Linked DNA regions of Homo sapiens: all the other regions are linked to region 1. The links are chromatin contacts, found by Hi-C or POLR2A ChIA-PET in ENCODE. All regions are on one chromosome and are shown on one strand. Each heading gives the region's core, a stretch centred on a gene start or an enhancer-like site at or near the end of the contact. The rest is flanking DNA. Distances are from core to core; before and after follow the strand shown. Region 1 holds the start of ATE1 (arginyltransferase 1). Region 2 holds the start of EEF1AKMT2 (EEF1A lysine methyltransferase 2). Region 3 holds the start of TIAL1 (TIA1 cytotoxic granule associated RNA binding protein like 1). Region 4 has its middle 22 kb from the start of INPP5F. Region 5 holds the start of INPP5F (inositol polyphosphate-5-phosphatase F). Region 6 holds the start of MCMBP (minichromosome maintenance complex binding protein).

The links. Hi-C counts contacts between places; a loop is a spot of excess contacts on that map. ChIA-PET counts read pairs that join two places held with the same protein, here RNA polymerase II (POLR2A). Pooled maps may share reads with other maps.
Region 2: a loop to region 1 is called in a map of CD4-positive, alpha-beta T cell, with 6 times the contacts of the local background. The contact joins the promoter of EEF1AKMT2 here to the promoter of ATE1 in region 1. A Hi-C loop is called at or near these places in 2 of 168 maps with a recorded cell type or tissue (CD4-positive, alpha-beta T cell and CD8-positive, alpha-beta T cell), 1 of 37 single-sample maps with no recorded cell type and 6 of 50 pooled maps.
Region 3: a loop to region 1 is called in a map of naive thymus-derived CD4-positive, alpha-beta T cell, with 8 times the contacts of the local background. The contact joins the promoter of TIAL1 here to the promoter of ATE1 in region 1. A Hi-C loop is called at or near these places in 1 of 168 maps with a recorded cell type or tissue (naive thymus-derived CD4-positive, alpha-beta T cell), 3 of 37 single-sample maps with no recorded cell type and 9 of 50 pooled maps. POLR2A ChIA-PET finds 5 or more read pairs at or near these places in 1 of 52 experiments (Panc1).
Region 4: a map with no recorded cell type shows a loop between it and region 1 (12-fold over the local background). The contact joins the enhancer-like site here to the promoter of ATE1 in region 1. A Hi-C loop is called at or near these places in 2 of 37 single-sample maps with no recorded cell type and 2 of 50 pooled maps.
Region 5: a loop to region 1 is called in a map of naive thymus-derived CD4-positive, alpha-beta T cell, with 10 times the contacts of the local background. The contact joins the promoter of INPP5F here to the promoter of ATE1 in region 1. A Hi-C loop is called at or near these places in 1 of 168 maps with a recorded cell type or tissue (naive thymus-derived CD4-positive, alpha-beta T cell), 1 of 37 single-sample maps with no recorded cell type and 8 of 50 pooled maps.
Region 6: a loop to region 1 is called in a map of gastrocnemius medialis, with 10 times the contacts of the local background. The contact joins the promoter of MCMBP here to the promoter of ATE1 in region 1. A Hi-C loop is called at or near these places in 2 of 168 maps with a recorded cell type or tissue (gastrocnemius medialis and naive thymus-derived CD4-positive, alpha-beta T cell), 4 of 37 single-sample maps with no recorded cell type and 14 of 50 pooled maps. POLR2A ChIA-PET finds 5 or more read pairs at or near these places in 1 of 52 experiments (MCF 10A).

What each region holds. Positions count from the first base shown.
Region 1 is chr10:121,926,781-121,930,327 of GRCh38, forward strand. It overlaps ATE1 (arginyltransferase 1), which reads right to left and starts at 1,251. Exons shown (of 12, transcript NM_001001976.3): 1 at 1,064-1,251. The coding sequence starts at 1,169. It also overlaps the pseudogene ATE1OSP. RefSeq lists enhancers at 463-612, 1,151-2,017 and silencers at 923-1,342, 1,533-1,832.
Region 2 is chr10:124,790,021-124,793,567 of GRCh38, forward strand. It overlaps EEF1AKMT2 (EEF1A lysine methyltransferase 2), which reads right to left and starts at 1,867. Exons shown (of 7, transcript NM_212554.4): 1 at 1,704-1,867; 2 at 253-318. The coding sequence starts at 1,813. RefSeq lists enhancers at 1,819-2,543, 2,171-2,480, 2,544-3,266 and a silencer at 1,981-2,040.
Region 3 is chr10:119,594,960-119,598,506 of GRCh38, forward strand. It overlaps TIAL1 (TIA1 cytotoxic granule associated RNA binding protein like 1), which reads right to left and starts at 2,005. Exons shown (of 12, transcript NM_003252.4): 1 at 1,475-2,005. The coding sequence starts at 1,506. It overlaps LOC105378512 (a long non-coding RNA gene), which reads left to right and starts at 605. Exons shown (of 2, transcript XR_946358.3): 1 at 605-1,033; 2 at 1,655-3,547. RefSeq lists silencers at 1,018-1,117, 1,528-1,637 and enhancers at 1,236-2,234, 1,648-2,237, 2,235-3,232, 3,128-3,217.
Region 4 is chr10:119,702,324-119,705,870 of GRCh38, forward strand. No RefSeq gene overlaps it. Among named protein-coding and RNA genes, the nearest start is that of INPP5F, 22 kb to the right of the region's middle. RefSeq lists enhancers at 1,615-1,664, 1,675-1,724, 2,355-2,634. Within about 2 kb of position 1,773, at least 6 of the 41 ENCODE cell types and tissues checked have a DNase peak (open chromatin) inside an H3K27ac peak, as active enhancers do.
Region 5 is chr10:119,724,015-119,727,561 of GRCh38, forward strand. INPP5F (inositol polyphosphate-5-phosphatase F) reads left to right here and starts at 2,036. Exons shown (of 20, transcript NM_014937.4): 1 at 2,036-2,345. The coding sequence starts at 2,249. RefSeq lists an enhancer at 1,035-1,084 and a silencer at 1,695-2,464.
Region 6 is chr10:119,871,093-119,874,639 of GRCh38, forward strand. It overlaps MCMBP (minichromosome maintenance complex binding protein), which reads right to left and starts at 1,751. Exons shown (of 16, transcript NM_001256378.2): 1 at 1,435-1,751. The coding sequence starts at 1,492. RefSeq lists a silencer at 1,206-1,855 and enhancers at 2,086-2,245, 2,111-2,280.

The DNA.
Region 1 (3,547 bases), core at 1-2,500:
GTAATCATGTCGCATAAGCCATTTGCATCCTGTTGATTTTCTCCGTTTAAGTCCAAACTGGAAGCATTTTTCCATTTAGTCTTCATAATCCTCACTTCTAACGATTGCATAACTGTCTACTCAAAACCGCTGCCCACAAGTAGCACTTAATAAACACTTTTAATGAAGGAGCAAATGCACACACCGTTATCGACCAAATCATTCCCCACTTACACCTTTTTCATGGAAAATGCCTGTGTGTTTTCATGCGAATCTCGTTTTCCACAAAGCTAGACTGTTCTATTAAAATAATAGAGTCTACATTCTATATTGGCAAATGCATGGCAAGAGAGGAAATAAACACGATGTTTTGTTTACCAGCAACAAATCTCCCCCAAAGAAATCTGAATCACGATGGAAAAACAAAACAAACTTGTGGGCTGGCTTTGCTGTCGTCCGGGTGGGTGGAGGAAAGACACGGCATATAAGCAAATGGTAAAAATTTCAAACAGATCAGGACAAACAGAATCCCTCGCCGGTAGCGACCGCGGTCACCAGTTTCTTGTCCTTTTTTTTTTTAACTTTTTTTTTTTTTAACCCAGAGATGCAAAGGGCTCATCCTTCCTGTACATTCGTCCAGGGAAGTCTGATTCATACATGACCGGCACCTGTGTGCACACCCACAGCTCCCTCTGCACCGCGTTTCGCCCTCGCTCCCGGGACGCTCCCACCGCAGCACCCACCGGTCAGCCCCGGCCATTAACTACGGCTCTGGGGCGTTCCCTGGCACTGCGCGCCGTCCTTCACCTCACACAATCTACCCCAGACGGGCGTCCGTCTCCCGACTCTGGGGAGACCACCACGATTTCGAGAGTACGGGCACCGGTTAGGATTTTCCTGCAGAACAGGCACCGCGAAGCTGCCCCGCTAAGCCGGCGCCGCGGCCCTCCCGAGAGTGCCCCCTCCGTCTCGGCCGTGGCACTGGGGCCAGGGGCTCCGGCCCCCTCGCGTCCTCGCTGGGGGACCCTGGGATCCCGAGACCCGGGCGCCCGGCTTCCCACGCCCGCCGGCCCGGCTCGCTCACCATTGGAGCGGCTGCCCGACTCGTTCTTGCAGTAGCCGCAGCGGTAGAAGTCCTCGCTAGGGAAATAGTCCACGACGCTGGGCGAACCCCCCGCCCAGAAAGCCATGGCCTCGGCCCCGCGAACGCTCAGCCGCCCGGCCCCGCGTCGCTAGCGCGGCCGCCGCCGCCACCCCACAATGCAGCGCGCCGCCCGGGAGCCTCCCGAGGCTCGCGCGAAGCCACTCGGGCGCCCGCAGGCCCGGCCGGCCCGGCGCCTCTTGGAGCTGACGCCGCCCGCGCCATCTTGACCGAGGGCAGCTTTCCACTATTTCCGTTCCTTCTCCATAAGGGGCCGCCGTCGTCAGTGAGGGTGAGGCGGAGAGACAGAGCGGGAAGGGAAACAGGATGGGGAGAGTCAAGAGGGGAAGGGAAGCGGGAGTCGGGGTGCGAGCCTGCCCTTTCCCCCGCCGAGGGCCTGTGCGGGGCGCGGCGGCCGCGCCAACTCCGGCGTCGGGAACACTCACCGCAGGACGCTTTGCCCTCCTTGGAATCGCAGTAGCCGCAGTGGTAGCCGGCCCTGAGGCCCTTGTATTCCACCACCGACGCCATGGCCGCCGCGAGGGTCCGCTCGGGCCGACCACGCCTCTTGGCGCCCGGGGCCGACCTCGGCGAAGCGCTGGGGCCCGCGGCGGGAGGGGTGGAGAGCGAAGCCTGGCGCGGGGACCCGTGGGCGGGGATGGTGGTCGTGTCCCCAAGCCCTGCGTTTGGGCCGGTGCTTCCCACAGCTGTGCGTTATCAGCCCCATTTCACAGGTAAGGAAACTGAGGACCGGAGGTTGTGATTATCCCAAAGTCATTCCCGGCGGGTCTCGGATTGAAAGTCAGGCCGCCCCTGGCCACCGTGTAAGTGACTTGCTGGAGCTGCTTCCAGACCAGCTGGCACGCACTCCAGTGCCCTGAATACAAGAACACAAGCAGGTATTCCGTGAATGGCGAGGGTTCGCAAATTAAAGAACTCTTAACGGCTTTTAAAGGAAACAACTGTCAGCTAGAGACAGTTGCTGTCTTGTACCACTATAAGTCCGGTGCCTCATACGATTTTTAATGAGATGCTGGAAATACAGGGTTTGTTTGTTTTTTTTAACTCTACAGTCCAAACAAAACAGTTTTACAGGCTGAATCCAGCCCATGGGCCTCCATTTTGCAACCACTATTTTAAGGAAGATTTAAGGAATAAGAGTCTAGGGCAAAATATAAAATTGAGGCTCATGCCTGTAATCCCAGCACTTTGGGAGGCCGAGGCGGGCGTATCATGAGGTCAGGAGATTGAGACCATCCTGGCTAACACGTGAAACCCCGTCTCTACTAAAAATACAAAAAATCAGCCTGGCGTGGTGGTGGGCGCCTGTAGTCCCAGCTAGTCGGGAGGCTGAGGCAGGAGAATGGTGTGAACCCGGGAGGCGGAGCTTGCAGTGAGCCGAGATCACGCCGCTGCACTCCAGCCTGTGTGACAGAGCAAGACTCCATCTCAAAAAAATTTTTTAAAAAATGAGTTCCAGGGGCGGGCGCGGTGGCTCACGCCTGTAATCCCAGCACTTTGGGAGGCCGAGGCGGGTGGATCACGAGGTCAGGAGATAAGAGACCATCCTGGCTAACATGGTGAAACCCCTTCTCTACTAAAAAATACAAAAAATTAGCGGGACGTGGTGGCACGCGCCTGTAGTCCCAGCTACTCGGGAGGCTGAGGCAGGAGAATGGCGTGAACCCGGGAGGCAGAGCTTGCAGTGAGCAGAGATCGCGTCACTGCACTCCAGCCTGGGCGAAAGAGCGAGACTCCATCTCAAAAAAAAAAAAAAAGAGTTCCAACAAGGTAATATGCCTTATCTTTCCCTCTGCGTGCACAGATAATTTAAGCCTGTCTGTCCTCATAGTTTTCCCAGTCAACAATAAAGCTGATGATACAATATTGTTTTAAGTGTGTTTAAAAAAGTGAAATGAAACTCAGAGAAATAGAAATAAATTTTTGAGGTGAGTTTTGACATTCTTGACCCCAAGGGCCTGTGTTAGATATGTACCTAGCTGAAGGAGGTTTCTTGGTGGCCTGGTGACTTGTTGAAGGGGGCCAGCCCCTCCACACCTGTGGGTGTTTCTCGTCAGGTGGGACGAGAGACTGAGAAAAAAAGTAAGACACAGAGACAAAGTGTAGAGAACAGTGGGCCCAGAGGACCAGGGCTCAGCATACGGAGGACCCGCGCCAGCACTGGTCTCTGAGTTCCCTCAGTATTTATTGATCACTATCTCTACCATCTCGGTGAGGGGGATGTGGCAGGACTATAGAGTAATGGTGGGGAGAGGGTCAGCAGGAAAACGTGAGCAAAGATCTCTGTGTCATAAGTTTAAGGAAAGGTGCTATGCCTCAATGTGCACGTAGGCCAGATTTATGTCTGGCTTTACACAAACATTTTAGTGCAGTAAAGAGCAATATTGCCGCCAGCATGTCTCACCT
Region 2 (3,547 bases), core at 617-3,116, 2.9 Mb after region 1:
AGCTGGGACTACAGGCGCGCGCCACCATGCCTGGCTAATTTTTTGTCTAATTTTCGTAGAGACAGGGTTTCACCATGTCGGCCAGGATGGTCTCTATCTCCTGACCTCGTGATCTGCCTGCCTCGGCCTCCCAAAGTGCTGGGATTACAGGCGTAAGCCACCGCGCCCGGCGAATATATACGTATTTTTTTAAACACACACACATATACATATAATCTTCTAGATTATAACTTGATTCTTTTCCTAACTCACCAGATTTCACCTGTATCTCCATATTCTCGGAAAGTTTGCAGTTCTCTCTCATAGACAGCATCCCAACTATGTAAACAATGAAATGCAAAGCAAGACTCTTGAATTAAACTGTATTATGAATTAAATGTATGTTTCTAATACATTACAGAGCTATTTATGACAGAGGTTTAAACATCACTAGTGTTATTAATAAATACACATAGTTCAATCTTTTAACGTCCTTGAGTTAAAAGAAGGAAATACATGGGCAAGCAGAATACGTTTATACTGTACATGTAAAGCATTTAGGACAATATCTGATGCACAACAATAAGTTTTAGCCTAAAAAAACACAAAGACATTTGTCCACGTATCCCTAAGTCCCTGACCCAAGTTCAAAACTTGATGAAACAAGCACATCTGGTCTCAAGTGTGCAGGCACACAGTCTCTTTCCTGTGCTATTTGTCTCTGCCTATTCCAGTCTTCTAGCCCTCCGTTTAAATTTTCTCTGGACGCTTTTCTTCTTTTTTTGAGACGGAGTCACGCTCTGTCACCAGGCTGGAGTGCAGTGGCGCGATCTCGGCTCACTGCAACCTCCGCCTCCCGGGTTCAAGCGATTCTCCTGCCTCAGCCTCCCGAGTAGCTGGGACTACAGGTGTGCGCCACCACACCCCGCTAATTTTTGTATTTTTAGTAGAGACGGGGTTTCACCATGTTGGTCAGGCTGGTCTCGATCTCCTGACCTTGTGCTCCGCCCGCCTCGGCCTCCCAAAGTGCTGGGATTACAGGCGTAAGCCACCACGCACCCGGCCCTCTGAATCCTTTTCATTTGCCGTCTCTTTTCCTACAATGATTCTCTAGAATCCCTGCTCCCTCTCATCCCGCCAATTTACCTCTCCCCAACTGTTCCCTGCAGCCATTCATCCACCCACATTAATTCATTTAATAATTCCTGAGCGTCTGTTTGAGGTCAGATCGCTTTCTTTCACCCCAAGATCCCCCACTATCTCCCCGCTCCCGCCTCGGGTCATCCGCTATTCCCACCCCACTTCCAGCTCCCACATCCCTCCCCTCCTACTCAGCCTTTTCGGCTCCCAGGCCCAGCACTTCTCCCTCGGTCTCTCACTCTCGCCGACCAGCCCTATTCGCCAGCCTCGCCCTCTCCCCCTTTCCCCCAAGCCTGGCCCTCAGGTTCGAGACTCCCAAAAGGCCTCCCAGGAGCCAAAGCCTGTCCCGCACCCACAAGCCCCTTGGGCTCCAATCCCTTGAAACGTCGGTTAACCGCGTAGGGCGACCCCTAGGGATTCCACTCTTTGAAATCCCCGTAAGCCCCCCGCCAGGTGGCCCTGCTCCCGTCACGCCCCCGAGGGTCTCCCTGTCCCTGAGCCCCGGGTCTCCACCCCGCCGTCCCCTTCTCGGGGCCCAGGCAGGGCGGCACGGCTCATCCTCCCCTGCCCAGCGTCACACTCACTGCTCGCGGGTCCCCAGCGCCGACGGGACGAAACCGTCCTCCCCGGGACTGCCCTTGTCCGACCGCGCCGCCACCGCAGCGCCACCGCCGCCGTCAGCGCCCGAGCTCATTTCGCTCCACGTCCTGGACGGCCGTTGGGGCCGCCATAGAGACGGGGCACAGGCAGAGCGGACGAGCGGACCGGCGCCTCTAGGCGGCGGGAGGCCGCCCTCTCGACTGCTCCAGCCCCCGCGCTGGGGCTGGGATGGGGACGCGACGCCCTCTGCTCTACCCCCGGCTCCCTGCGCCGGCGGGGACCGTGCGCTCTCCCCACAGCGTTAGTGGCATCCCCTTCGTCGAGGTCCAAGAGCGGCTGTATTTGGGGACTGCTGTTCGTGAGGGACCATTAGAGGTATTGCATTTTGGAAAACGGCTGGCTTCCGCACCGTGGACACCTAAAGCCGACGCCGCTCTACCCAAACGCAGAAATCACTTCACCTCTCCACTGCGTGCGCCTGTCTGCGAAGCGGGTGCGAGCGTCCATCCAGTTATTTGGCTCCTTGGCAAGAGGCCAACTTCGTTTCTGGCTAAGATTCTGACTTGAAAACCGCGTTCTGGCCTCTTGTGACTTGATGTCACCGGTAGACGTGGAAATTTATGTCCAGGGAAAGGAATGCCCTGCAACTCTCCACAATACGCCAAACACGGGGATCAGTGTGTTGTGGAAGAAAGACTGCTAAGTGAGAGGATGCCCGGATAAGCCTCAGCTCTGCCTCGACCCAGGCACCTGGCCTTGCTTAAGTTTGTTTTGTTTTGTTTTGTTTTGTTTTGTTTTTTGAGACGAAGTTTCGCTCTTGTCGCCCAGGCTGGAGTGCAATGCAATGGCGCGATCTCGGCTCACCGCAACCTCCGCCTCCCGGGTTCAAGCGATTCTCCTGCCTCAACTTCCCGAGTAACTGGATTACAGGCGGGCGCCACCACGCCAGGCTAATTTTGTTTTGTTTTGTTTTTTAGACGTAGTCTCGCTCTGTCGCCCAGGCTGGAGTGCAGTGGCTCGATCTCGGCTCGCTGCAAGCTCCGCCTCCCGGGCTCACGCCATTCTCCTGCCTAAGCCTCCGGAGTAGCTGGGACTACAGGCGCCCACCACCACGCCCGGATAATTTTTTGTATTTTTTTTAGTGGAGACGGTGTTTCACCGTGTTAGCCAGGATGGTCTCGATCTCCTGACCTCGTGATCCACCCGCCTCGGCCTCCCAAAGTGCTGGGATTACAGGCGTGAGCCACCGCGCCCGGCCTAATTTTGTATTTTTAGTAGAGACGGGGTTCCTTCATGTTGGTCAGGCTGGTCTCGAAGTCCCGACCTCAAGTGATCCTCCCGCCTCAGCCTCCCAAAGTGCAGGGATTACAGGCGTGAGCCACCGCGCCTGGCCTCTTGTCTAAGTCTTAACCTCTGTGTGTTTCCTCCCTGTACCATGTCAGAACTAGACGGTGTCTTTGTTCCACAAAACTGCTCCCAACCCGCGAACCGGAGATTGCATCTGCCTCTGGGTCTGAGTGCCATTGGTAGATCTGCAGTATAATACAAGAGATCTTATGGGCCAAAGTCTGGGGTATTTTCTGTAGTAGCTGTGAAATACTGCTGGTCCTATGTCCTAGGCAAGGCCCTCAAATGCCCCTAGCGAGACTGCCTTCCAACCAAAAGGAATTGTTTGCTAGGCCACGTTTCTGTTGTCTTGGCAGACAGAAGCCCAGTAACAAGTCCCTAAAGATAAAATAGCATCAGAAATCCTTCCTAGGATCGGATGCGCATCTCCTATAGATGCTGTTCTGAGATCTTCAGGCAGCCACTAGTGATAGGGTAAGAT
Region 3 (3,547 bases), core at 755-3,254, 2.3 Mb before region 1:
CTAGGGAGAGAAGGCAGAAATGGAAGACAACACAAAACACAAAGACGTTCTATTAAGCAGGCGTTTCATTGAAGCATTGGATGTGCTTCAGTAGGCCTCAGATTCTCAAAACGGGACGGATACTTCAGTGAGACGTTAGAGAACACATTTATTCCTGTACAAGGCCACACCAAAAAAATCTCTATCAATACTGAACATCTATCTTCTTTACTGAGCATCCTTTCTTTGGTAGGAGTGAAGAGATGTGAAGCTAGTCAAACTTCTCGAGTGCCCCTCCACCTTCATCTATTCCCTAAAAAGCAATTTCCCCATCAGAGAGCAGAGCCAAGTGGACTATGATCCTATCAATACCAGGAGAGGCAAGAGAAACAAAGCAGCGATCTGACTCCTTGGTACTCAAGGTAGGAGTGCTAGACCTGGAGAGGCCGGGAAATTAGGGTGCCCAATTTAAACATTTAATTAAAAAGTATTCAGACTTAAAAAAAAAAAAAAAGATGCAGAGAAAAGGAGTGCCACACTATTCAGAAAGGAATGCAAATGCTGAGTCATCACTCTTCATTGGAAAGGAAGGAAACCAGAATTAAGTGGTTGGAAGATGGAATTCATTCATTAGATTGAGCTTCAGGTAAAAAGCAACAGCAAGACAGGAGAAAAAGCGTTCAGAAGACACACATCAAATAGCGGATGAAGACATAATTTTAGCCAACTCTGAAGCTTTCGACGCACAAACAGATTAGGAAGAGGCAACACCTAGAGAGCAAAAGGAGTTTAACAACTGGTTGTCAGTTTAGCGTAGGGAGCGCTCAAAGTAAACTTCTTTATCCAAGAAGGGAAAGATGCTCGGGCAGCAAAAGGTATCCCTTATGTACTTCAAAAGTAGCGGGCGCTAGGCGGGTGTTTCTGACAGCGTGGGCGGGGGCACGTGGGGCATAAAGAGAGAAGGGGCTTGAGTGGTGAAAGAGTGTCCTGCTTCCTCCGAGAGCTTAGCTGGGGAGAAGAGCTGGGAGCGACTCGAGCTGAGGACGTGGAAGGGGTGAGTGCTAATTCCTCAGGGCCCGCGGGGCCCACCCCCGGGCCCACCCCCAATCCTACCCCCGCCAGGCCCTTCCCCCGTGGGCGCCGGCAGCTCCAGGCCCAGCCCAGGGCGTCCAACGCGGAGGGGGTGCAGGAGTTCTCCTGGGCCTGACAGCCTCAGCCGTGCAGAAACCCGGCCTAGGGAGGGCATGCAAAGAAGGACGCCAGAGAAAAAGGTCGAGACAAGCCCCAGACCCCAGGAAGTGACTGTTTGGGGGAAGGGAGGATTTCCTTCCCAAGGAAAAGGGGACAGATGAGGAATGCACTTCGCGTCCACGCCGCCCTGGTCAGGGAGCCGCCTAGAGTCCCGGCTTCGGCCCAGTCTCTCCTGCTCCCTCCCTTAGCGTCCCGCGGTGCCCGGGCCTCTTGGCGCCTGGCACCCCTCGTCTCGGGTACTCACAGAGTCCGGGGCTGCCCGTCGTCTTCCATCATGGTGGGTGCGACGGAGCGATCCCGGGACAAGGGGGAGGGCAGGGTTGGGGAGGGGAGGGGGTGGGGAGGAAGGGGAGGGGGGCTCTGGGCACCGGCTGGGGACAGAGGAAAAGGCACCGAACCCTGCTCTCGGGCTCTCTCCCCCCAGCCCGCTCCGGACACTGCGCTCCAACCAGGAGGAGCAGGAGGAGGAGGAGGATGAACAAAATGGCCGCCGCCACCAGCCAGGCAGGAAACAGGGCAGAGCGCAGGCGCGACCCGCCAGGTCACCGCTCAGGCCAGCCGCGACAGCCTGCAAGGGGGACGACCGAGGGGAGAGAAAAAAGGGCCGCCGAGGAAACCCTGGGACCCGCTCACGACGGATCACGTCGTCGCTGTGGGCCTCTGGCCGGCCGAAGCCCAGCCAGCTCCGGGAGAGATCGGGCAAAAAGAGAAACGTCGTGAAGCCGAAGTCTCTGGGAATTGTGGTCCTGGAAATGAGAGAGGGAAGCACTTCTGCAGAGGACTTCTGGAACCTGTGGTTAAGAGGAGCCGCCGGCGCCCACCCGCGCTGGGACGTGAAGAGGAGACTTCTGGGTAGTGTAGTCATACGTGAGGACGTGCGACGACCAGGAAGTCGGCGGGCTGGGAGGTAAAGGGAAGAATAAAAGCGACATTGAAAGGCGGGGAGACCAAGTGGGGAAAAGCGCTGTCTGGGAAAGCGAACTACAAGTCCCAGAGTTCCTCGCGCCGGGGGCTGTCCTCGGACTGCTCCAGGCATTGTAAGGCTCTTCTGTTGGCCCAGTCTGAGCTGCTGCTCCGCCTTCGTCCAGCCCGAGAGCGGTTTCTTCAACTGTGGCTCAGGCAGCACTCTCCCTCCGCGTGGTGTCCGAGCCAGCAGGGCCGTCCGGCCCTCCTGTGTTCATCAGAACGGCTGGCTCGCGTTAGTCAACCGCCGCTTCGCGCGACAGTCAGAAGAGAGGCTGTGCTGGCGGGGACCCGGAGGGGTTGGGGTGTTTTGGGGACTCGATTTCCCACAAATAGGTATTTCTAGCCTATTTGTTAAATACAAGTAGGTGGCCTGCTTGTAAATTGCTTTACAAGTTTCAGAGGTTTCCCTATCAAATGTCTCATCGGATAGTGGGGTAAGAAGAGGAGCCCTATTATAATGACTTGCCCAACTCCCCCCGTATTCTTGGAGTTAAAAGAAAAAAAAATCCTTGGGCAGAGACGTGCACAAACATAAAGTTGCGTTTACAGACATCAGTCATGTGGGCTAGAAACGCAGTTTTGCATGAAGATAGGGGAAGCCATGTTCATACTAGCTCTGCATCCCTGTAGAATTTGTCTTCTCACCCCCCACAACAGTTCCTGGTGTGCTTTTTTCCTCCTCTAAGTACCTTCAGGAGAAAGTACTTGGTCTTGTAGCTTAGTGAAGAGTGGCGATGAAGAAAGATCTTTCAGCCCATTGCCAGAACTTAACTGCCCCGGTTAGTAATGGCTTAAGAGTTGCTTCTGCCGACATGTACTAAGTGCATGTCGACCTCTGCAAGTGGCGGTGCGTATGCGTGCCACTGAACATTAATCTTGAAAGCAGAATCAACCATGCAGCAAGCCCTTATGTTGTCCATTTTCAGGGGAGGAAATTTCAACCTGAAAGACTTCATAGAGACACGGCAAAGGAGTTGAGCCCCATAAGAGTCCGTAGGAACAACAAAAGGCTCAGACGCCAGGACCCATGGCTAAAATGTATGGGCTGGGGATGCGGGCGGGAGCGGGGGGAAGGGAACTAAAGCTAGAGAGGACCTTGTAGAACCGTGTTGTCAAGAATCTATTTCATGCTGAGGAATTTGAGCTTTCTCTTCCAGGCAGTGAGGAGCCACTCAAAGGTTTTGTCTATGTTTTTAATTGGACCTAGGTGTAGAACTGGATTTAATTATAATCCAATTCATTAACCCATGCCTGGCCCGCTGTGATAGTTTCCTGTTGATGCTGTAACAAATTACTGCAAATTTAGATACTTAAAACAACACGAATTTATTTTCTTACAATTCTGGAAGTC
Region 4 (3,547 bases), core at 523-3,022, 2.2 Mb before region 1:
GAAGTAGGGTGCATATGCCTGTATCTGTAGTTTACCCTTTACCCTCTTAGGGTCCGTGAGACTTTGGCAAGTTCCTTCTGTGCTCTGCCCTTCATTTTCCATGTCCCTAAATGGGAATGGTCATGTGTATTAAACAGACTGATGGTGTCTACCACAGTCTTAAGCAGAATGGAAGCTCAAATATGTTAATTATTTTTACTATATGTTTTCTGTCTGTGAACATCCCTCTCCTTTCCTTCTAAAGGATACATGAACTGTTTAGAACAAAACACTCCATTTCAGGACAAGTTTCCTCTGGAAAAAAACAAAAAACAAAACAACAACAAAAAACACAGTTACCAGCTTCAAGGATGGGGATGTGAAAATGTTGTAATGGAAAAGCTGCATATAGAGAGAGAGTCTGTGAGACGGTAAGTTTTAAGTCATAGATAATCATGAGTCTTAGAGGTGGGAAGAACATCTAGAGAGAGCTTATTCAGAAAGACATTCTGGGCTATTTCAACAGTAAAGATGATGCTATCTCCATTTTTGGGGGGAGAGTCATGGCCTTTGGTAGTTTTGAGTGTATTTACCACTAGGTAGTAATATCTTGTTTTCAAACTGATTATTGCTGACTGAATCATGTCCCCTTAAAGATATGCTCAAGTCCTAATCCCCGGTACCTATGAATGTGAGTTTATTTGGACATACATCCTTTGTAGATCTAAAAAAGTTAAGATGAGGTTTTACTGGAACACTAGTTCAATGACTGGTACCTTTATAAGAAGAGAAAAATTTGAACACTGATACAGACACACAGGGAGAGTGCCGTGTGACAAATGAGACAGAAATTGGAGTGATATATCTACAAGCCAAGGAACACCAAGAATTGCAGGCAGCCTGCGGAAGCTGGAAAAGGCAAGGAAGGATTCTCCCTTGGCGCCTTCAGAGGGAGCCTGGCCCAGCCAACACCTTGATTTTGGATTTCTAGCCTCCAGAATTGTGAGAAAATACACTTCTGTTGTTTACTGCCACCCACTTTATGGTCATTTGTTACAGCAGCCCTAGAAAACCAATACACTGACCAAATGACCACATCTCTTTGTCCCCTCTCTTATTTTATTTATTAATTCACTTATGTTTTATAGAGATGGGGTCTCACTATGTTGCCAAAGCTGGTCTCAAACTCCTGGGCTCAAGAAATCCTCCCACCTTAGCCTCCCAAAGTGCTGGAATTACAGGCATGAGCCACTGTGCCCAGCCCCCTCTCTTATTGTAATCAGTAGATTAATCCTGGTTCTCAATAGCCTTGAGGTTTCTGATGGAAATTTTAATATAATTATTAACATATTCTTTGTTTTTGAGACGGAGTCTTGCACTGCTGCCCAGGCTGGAGTGCAGCGGCACGATCTCGGCTCACTGCAAGGTCTGCCTGTTGGGTTCACGCCATTCTCCTGCCTCAGCCTCCCCAGTAGCTGGGACTACAGGTGCCCGCCACCATGCCTGGCTGATTTTTTATATTTTTAGTAGAGACGGTGTTTCACTGTGTTAGCCAGGATGGTCTCTATCTCCTGACCTCGTGATCCACCTGCCCTGGCCTCCCAAAGTGCTGGGATTACAGACGTGAGCCACCACGCCCTGCCAACATATTCTATTTTTACATTAAAATAATATATATTTGGATTGGGGAAACCTTCTGATGACTGAGTTGGTAAGCTCCTAGGAAAGACAGAAACTCACTCTGTAGGCCCCATCCTGCACAGCTAGTAGATGCTGCAGGGAGAACTGGGCATCCCCCAATGATGTGATGCTTCAGTTTCAACATCTGTAAACGCTGCTGATATTTCCTTCCTGCTACTTCAGAATAAAAATACGTCTTTAAAGTATTTTGAGCTCTATGGAGCCTGCTGTAGAAATTTAGAGGTAGCATGATAATCATCCTTCATCTTCGTTTTTTTTTTTTTTTTGAGTCTTGCTCTGTCGCCCAGGAGGCTGCTTTTTTTTTTTTTTTTTTTTTTTGACTGACCTTCCCTTCTTCTGAACTTGTTATTCACATCTTGTCCTCAAGACATTTTCTCCTTGGTACCGAGCAATAATTTTTGTTCTGATGTCATTGGTGATTCCGCACCTATGGAAAGCTGTTATTTTCCATTCTATCAGGAACTCAGGTATTTATTTCAATCTGTTCGTAGCAGAGAAGAATATTTCTGTTGAATGTATTCCTGTTCTTGTCAGGTTGTAAAGATGAGTAGAATGGGATGCCTCCCTAGCGCTGTGAGTTGTTGTTGTTGTTTGTAATATGTGAAATTGATGTAAACCCTCCTGACTTCAAGTTTTCGAAACCTCCCACTACTGCAATGAGTCAGATAGAACCAGGAACTGACACTAAGCTGATGACCCGAAAAGGGATCCATTGCTGAATTACACCATCATTAGTGAGAAGCTCCTGATCTCCTACTTTCTAACTCCAAGAAAGGTTCTATTTGTCGGTTGAAAGAGAAACTCAGCCACAGGTGGTGGGGTACGTCTATAATTCCAGCACTTTCGGAGGCTGAGGCAGAAGGATCACTTGAGGCCCGGAGTTCAAGAGCAGCCTGGGCAACAGAGTGAGACCCTGTCTTTACAAAAATAGATAGGGATATTTTTGTATGCTTCCTTTCTGGCTCCAGTATAACCTTCTTCTAGAGCTTCTTTGTCCTCAAACCTTAAGGAAAATATGAATAGCTATTCGGTTTTGTTTTTCAGTGTGTACAACCTTTGGGCTCTTATTCTGTCTGCAAAATTTAGACGTTTTTGTTGCTCATTGCTCACCTTCTTAATTTTTTTTTGTTTTTGTTTTTGTTTTGTGAGATGGAGTCTTGCTCTGTCGCCCAGGCTGGAGTGCAATGGCGCAATCTTGGCTCACTGCAACCTCTGCCTCCTGGGCTCAAGTGATTCTCCTGCCTCGGCCTCTCAAGCAGCTGGGATTACAAGGTGCCTCCCACTCAGCTAATTTTTGTGTTTTTGGTAGAGATAGGGTTTCACCATGTTGGCCAGGCTGGTCTCGAACTCCTGTGATCCACCCACCTTGGCCTCCCAAAGTGCTGGGACTACAGGCGTGAGCCACTGCACCCAGCCACCTTCTTAATATTTTTAAGAGGAAGATACTTTCCCACATTAGGTGTTGATTATGATTGACATTTTTATGATTTAAAAAAACCCTGTTTATTCTTAGTGGGCTTACTCATTCAGAGAGTCTGAGTATTATTTTTAGCACACAGCAAACCTGTTATTTTAGATTAGACTAATAATGAAACTAAGTCAGTTTCTTGACTTTTTTTTTCCACTTTCTCAGTTAAAAAATATTTTCAAGATGTCTCTGAAAGGATCTTATTGATTGATTGACTGAGACTGGGTCTTGCTCTGTCGCCCTGGCTGGAGCTCAGTGGCACGATCATAGCTTACTGTAGCCTTGATCTCAAGCGACCCTCCAGCCTCAACTTCCTGAGTAGCTGGTACTACAGGCATTTGCCACTACACCTGGCTGATTTTTTTTTTTTTTTTTTTAAATTTAGTAGATACAAGGTCT
Region 5 (3,547 bases), core at 786-3,285, 2.2 Mb before region 1:
CCTAAAGACTTTGCTTGTTAACTCTGCATTTACAGGTAACCAAGCCCATATGATGGCATTAGTTAATGACTGACTGCTGTTTTTTTCCAAGCTGCTGTCAGGCAGATTTTACTAATTAATTTCACTTAAAATAGTGGTGTTCAAGCCTGACTGCATAGTAAAGTCATCTGGGGAGCTTAGAAAAAATAAACAAACTGATGCCAGAGCCCCACCCCAATTAAATTCTGATTTAATTGGTCTAAGGTCCAAGCATTGATATGTTTGAAAAATTCCCCAGGTGATTCTAATAGGCAGCCAGGGTTGGAACCATGGATCTAAAACATCAGGAAAAGTTTCAATGAACTAATTAATTGTTTTAAAACAGTTACAACAGCATTGTTTTCTTCACATCTGGCAATGTAATTCATAAAACAATAATGAAATAATTTGCAGGATACAATGTCTTCATAGGATTTTCTCATTCTCATTTTTGCTAAGTCAACACATGGCTGAATTAAACAATCAATCTGAAACCGATGGTTCCACTGAAGCTTCTTATAGCTTCATTACCTTCTTTCTCCAAATCACATCACAAAGATTTGATAGAGTAACCACCTCCCTCGACCTTTATGTTGAGGTGTCTGGACAGCACAGAGGCATGGTACTTAGAAAAGATTCCAGGACGCTTTGTTATCATTGGACTTTCTGTGCTATGGAAATTCAACACTGTGGGCTGGAATAACTAGTCATGTGGAACTCCTTCCTGCTTTTGTACCCTCTCACTTTTACTTGAGCAGAAGGTTAAAAGTATTGCTTTCTGAGAAGTCCCATTCGGTCACTCCTCTCTCTCGCAAGAGAGACAGCTGTTCTCCCTTTTCTTTTGCCTATAAACTTCCGCTCCTAAACTAAAAAAAAAAAAAAAAAAAGTATTGCCTTATTTTTCTCATCTCCTACTTCTTGTCTTTTTCTCTTGTTTCCGATTCAGGCATTAGAGAAGGCAAGGAGTTAGGAGTAGGAAGACTCAATGATTTATAGAACTGGGGGTGTCATAAAAGGTCATTAGTTCAACCACCATCTGAGACCAAGAGACTTCCCCAAGATCACACAGCTAGATAGTCCTCGAACTGGCCCCGGAAGTGGGGGCCTCATTCTCCAGACCCATTCTGTTCAGGATATCAACTGGTTTTTCAAGACAGACTGAGCTCAAGGATGTTTGGGGGAGACTCCTCCTTCCCCGAGAGGGTCTCCATTCATCTTATCCTCGCCAAACGATATTCCTTCCGCTTGCTTCATTAACTGGCTCCATTTGTGAAGTCTTCTCCAAACCGCCCTGCTTAATTCGGGACACAGCAGCACCTGTACATTCCTCCCTTCCTCCTCGCTCTTTAGCCGCGTGCTGCTAATGCTTGTGTGTTTTCTATTGTTACATGCTTTCCCTCGTTGATGTGCATTTATTGAATGCCTCCTGTTGTCAAACTTCTAATAGGGAATACGAAAACAGAAGACGCCTCCGCTTGGCTGTGGGCCTGGCTGGGGATGAACCCCTGTAGCCAGGCCCCGGGGTCTCGCCTGGTTTCGGTACGGGCAGGCAGCGCAGGCCCGCGGGGAACGTACCCCGCACCGCTCCGGGAGAGCGGGTGTGGGGTTGGATTCAGGTCTCGGCCTGGCGAAGCGTGAGCGCCTCCCTGCACGGAGGGGAGGCCCCAGCGGTGGGCGCCTGTCCCCAAGGCCGCGCGGAGGGAGGCGGTCAGTCCAGACCGACTCGGCCGAGCTCCCGAGCTGCCACCGGTGACCACGACAGGAAGGCTGGCGCGCCGGGGGAGGGGCCTGGGCAAGAGCGGGAGGGGCGGGCGGAAGGACGAGAGGGAGGAGGAAAGACCCGCGGGGAGGAGCTGGGAGGAGACACCCGGGAGAAGGCGGAGGAAAGGGCAGGAAGCGGGAGGGAGCTGAAAGGAGGAGGAGGCTGAGGGGCGGAGCCGGGCGCTCGGGGAGAGTAGCCAGCAGAGGGGGTGGAGCCGGGCCTGGGGCGGAGCCAGGGAAGGGGAGGAGCGGGGGGGAGAGGCCTCTACGGCCGCCGCTGCCGCCGCCGCTGCCGGGGCGCGTTCTCCTCCTACCGGTCGGGTGCCCCGGGGCGTTCCCTCTGCCGCTGCTTCTCGGCGCGGTTCCTACCCGGCCGCTCCCCGAGGCGCGGGCTCTGGCGGCCTCGACCGACTAGGACGCCCCGTGCGCCGCCCGCGGGCCGCCGCCTCCCTGGGCGCGCGGGGCCAGCATGGAGCTCTTCCAAGCCAAGGACCACTACATCCTGCAGCAGGGCGAGCGCGCGCTGTGGTGCAGCCGCCGCGACGGCGGCCTCCAGCTCCGACCCGGTGAGGCTGGCGGTGCGGGCGGGGGGCACCCCGGGCCAGGGCGGGGAGAGGAGGGGGCGCGGCCGGACCCCTCAGCCGGGCGGGAGGAGCCGCCTGCGGGCCTGGTGAGGCGGGGCGGGGCGGGCTGCGAGCGCGCGAGCTGTCATTATTCCCTGACTGGAAGGAGCCTGGCCTTTCTCCGAGACAGCGCCGAGCCCCTACCCCAGTGCGGAGCAGAAGGGGCTGGCGACCCTCGTCCTTCCCACCGCGTCACGCGGCCGCCCTTGGGGCTTGGGGCCCAGGCCGAGGGGAGGGGGTCCCCTCCGGCAGAAAGTTCCAGCAAGGTGCACCTGGCCGTAAAGGCCTCTTCCTCCTTGGAGTAGTTCTTACATGGCCTTCGCCAGAAGTTCTGGGTTCGAATTCCGATCTGGAGCGGTTGCGCCAGTTCCGTCTAGGGCTCTGCTGGACACTCACTCCCTGTTGCCATCCCGTGTGTTCTTGGTCCCTTATTATTAAAGGTGTGACTTTACTGTGGTTACCTCATAGGCACTCGGTTTAAAGCCTTTGTCTTTGACTTTAATACCACAGCACAATTAAATTGTATTGTAATGTATAATTTTGAGATTTTTGTGTGACTTGATGTTGTGCGACACAAAATGTATTGTGGGTCCATGTTTGGGTGTCATGTAAGCTGTTCGGAGAGGCTTAAGTCTGCAATTAGCTTGCTTTAGGAAAATGTGTGTGCAGTCGTGGTTTAAACAGAGCAGTCCCTGCCCTCAGAGCGCTGACAGTCCAGTTTCTTGTAAGATGGGGCTGGGTGGCACCTGCCCCTTTTGGCTTGCTAATCCTTTCCTCATATCACTCAGAGATTCTTCCACTTTAGGGAAAGCGAGAGGATAGAGTTCTTTAAGGAAGGAGCCAGAGCTTTTCAGACTTACTTGTAATTCTTATGTGCAGTCTAGACAGAAGGATTACATGATATGAATTGAAAAGGATAAAAGGTTCAGATGAGCTTTTCAGATCACAGCGTGGTATCACTTATAGGATGGTTTTTAAGGACAGGCCCTTTAACATATTATTTCCAATCCCCACAGCAACCTTACAGGACACGTGTGGGATCCTCTTTTTCAGGTGAGGAGAAAGGAGTGAGAGGTTATTAGTAACTCGTTCGGGGTCACAGCCTAGAGTTGAGACACTGACACAGGGCAGTTCTGTGACCTCCA
Region 6 (3,547 bases), core at 501-3,000, 2.1 Mb before region 1:
AATATTAGTAACTGAAATTTAACCCTTTAAGCACCAAACCTTTTTACTTTGGAGGGATTTTTCCTAAAAAGTATCTATGCATCTGCACCCTCTTAAACCAATGCTACAATTGAATCTTCACTTGACATTTTGGGGCCATTGTGTTGACCATCGATTATCATTTCTAGAATTCTTATGAACATAAATTACTAGGATTTAGTGGAGAAATATATGCCCCTTCCTCAAAGCACCCTTGACTGCTATATAGTGAATTTTTTTTTTTTTCAAGTATGAAGGTAGTTTTAAATTTCTTCATCAGGCTGTCAGTGTTCACTGGCTAAGTTCGGACGTCTATCCAGGCTTTTTTCTAATATAATGCCATTAGTTACAGCCTGGGAAGCCAGGTAACTAAACTAATTAGAATTACAGGTAAATTAATAAGGACTTCCTGAGTAAGCACTAGAGGCCCTCCTATAAGAAATACCATACATTGTTTGCCGTCGATTTTGGCTGCTGAGGATGATTTAGCTTCCCACTGCCTTTTCTCTCTAGTACCCCAAGATGTTTTTTTCAATGAGCTAAGGCCGCTCTACAACTCTAAGTTAACTCCAGACAAGTCAGGTGTTGCCATCTACAGTGATTTCTAGCTGGATCTGACTCCGCCACTCATTACGTGTAAAAAGACACTGGGGAATGGAACGGTTGTCAAAATGCCCAGTTAACGACAACAAATATAAACTTTTCTTCGTATACCCTTCGCAGTAAAGTAGCAACAGCAATCGCAACCAAAATTTACTAAGCTCGCCTGCAGGATTCTCAGCCCTGTGTACAAACTCAAGTAGCTCAATATTTCTTGCTGGCTCTGGCACAGGAGCAGATCCAGACTAGATGGGTTCTAAAGTCATCCCAACAGGAAAACTAAGCTATGAACATTAAATCTTATCTCTGAAAGAGAGAATGAGGGTAGCACAGGAGTTAGAACCAACTTCTGTGCAAGCGAGCACTCCCCGACGCACCGGAAGTTTTGAAATATCCTGTGGGCTTCCCACAGGCAAAGTGGTTTTCCCTCCCCGCGGCTCTGCGGGCCCTCCCCAGGGTTCGAGGACCTCCGAGTTTGCTGCGCCCGGGGCCGGGGCCCTGGCCCTGCCACAGGCTGGGAGCGAGGCCGTCAATCACAGCCCGCGAATCACAGCCCGCGCCCCACGACTTCACCTTGGCGGCTCCCAAGCTGCGACTCGGGCAGGTGGGAGGTACCTGCGGCCCGGCTCCTGCCCCTGCCTGCTGCGACCGGGGGAGAGGCTGTCCCAGCTGGGGCCGGTGCAGGCCCCGGGGCCCCGTCTCGGGCCACGCGAGCCCTCGAGATGGTACCGCGTGGGGGCCGCGCGGCGGGGCCCTGCCCCGGGGCCCGGCAAACTCGGCTGCCCGCCCGGCCCGCCCCCCGGCGCCGCCACTCACCGAAGAATCCCTGCACGATTCCCAGCGGGTGGCTGAGCCAATCCTCCCCACACGGCATCTCGCCAGGGGCCGGGGCCGGCGAAGACCGGGCGGAGGCGATCCGCGGGCCGAGCGCGGCCGGGCGGCCGGCGCCCAGCTCCTCTTCAGCGGCTCGGCCGCTCCTCGCCCGCGTTCGCTCGCGCCCTCCCACGCACAGCGAGCCGCGGGGCGCGGGCCTCCCGCGCCTCAGGGAGCGGCGGCTGCGGTGGGGCCGCCGAGGAGCTGCTGGCGACAGTCAGGCGGGCGCGTACGGGCCCCTAGCCTTCACTTCGCACAATGGCGGGAAATAGCCGCCGCCGACCGCGCTGCCTGCGACCTGGGTGGAGCTCGCGTGGGGAGGGGCGGCGGGAGCGCGCGGCGCAGCGCGGCTCTGCGCGGCGAGGAGGAGGGGCGGCGGCGGCGCCGCCATCTTGGAGACGGGCAAAAGGAAGGGCACGCAGCGCCGCTGGAGGCTGCGCAGCGCGGGGCCCGGCGACGCGCTCCAAGGGCGGCGCGTTGTCGTTTGTACCCCTGGGCCGGCGTGTAGCGGGAACTCCCATAGTGGGCTTATAAGAGGGCAAAGCGAGTCTGCACAACAGCTGAAAAGCATTAAGCTCAGAGACCTCAGAGTCATCTCTGGGCAAAATTAGTGGGCGAAACCGCCTTGGGAATCCGCCCACCTCCTCTTCGTGCCTTTTTTTTCTTTTTTTGCTGATGGCAGCACTTTTATTTGGGTCCCCGGCCCGAAACCCTGAGTGGTGACTTTTCCCTCAGCTGCACAAGGTCTCCCTGAGGAAGGTGCACATTTAGAGAAGGGGAACCTCGGAGGACCCCACGCTCCTTCTGCAGTCGCGTCAGGCCCTGTGGCTCAGGGACGGTTCCTTACCGAGGGGCGGGCGCTCTAAACGCTCCGGGCCCGGCCTGCGCCCTGGTTGCGAACACCGGGTCGGCGTCTGTCTGGAAGCTGGCAGCCGCCGTCGGGGAGCGGTGCGAGGCTCCTGCACTGCGCGCCGCTAGGATACCCTGGAGAAGGAAGCTACGAAGACCGACTACAGCAGCCTTTTGCTGAGGCAATTTGGAAAATACCCAAGTTCAAGAGTGAAACTGTGGGAGTCGCTCTGAACCTCTTCTGGTTCAGGAGGCTGTCCGATAAAAAAGAAAAAAAGAATGAAACTGTGTCTCCCCTGGGCCTGAAATGTACCTAAGAAAACCCCAGGCCCATCAGATATATCTACTCAATGAAAAAAGGGCATGGTGACGGAAGGGGAATGACCTGAATGGAATCTACAAAGTGAGGAGCTGAAGGAAAAAAACGGAACCCGTGTCTCAAACCCTCCTTGGGGCTGTAGGAAGGGGGGAAAATCTTTCTACCTTTCTAGGTTCTCCACTGCGGCCCTTATCACAAAGCTCGGATTGGCAAAAGAAAAATTTAGTAACATGTACATCTTATATGGGCAAAACTCAAGGAAGAGTAACTCAAACAGGTGGCTTAGAATGGGGGAATTACGTAGCATTTACAATAAAGAACAATAACTGGGGAGAAATGGCGAAAGCAGTTTGAAGTTTCCAAAAACAGCAGAGTGGGAAGGCAGAGATACGAGAAACTAATGGTAGTTACAGGTAGTGAGTAAAGTGTGTTATGTAGGTTCTTCTAGCGCCATCGCTGGCTGATAAGGGTCTAAAGTTGTCTCTGGTGACTAACTTTTGTCCCTGGTAGAAAGAGGAGGTGGGACACCTTTGAAAATGTATGTCCTGCTCTTAGGTACATAGTGGAAGGGTAGGGAGCTTGTTTTGTACAGATGCTCCTCTACTTACTCTACTTAGGATGGAGTTACATCCCAATAAACCCATTGTAAATTGAAAATATCATTAGTTGAGGCCCAGCGTGGAGCCTCACTCCTGTAATCCCAATACTCTGGGAGGCCAAGGCGGGCGGATCATGAGGTCAAGAAATGGAGACCATCCTGGCCAACATGGTGAATCCCCATCTCTACTAAAAATACAAAAATTAGCTGGGCCTGGTGGCGCACGCCTGTAGTCCCAGCTACTCTGGAGGCTGAGGCAGGAGAATCACTTGAACCCGGGAGGCGGAGGT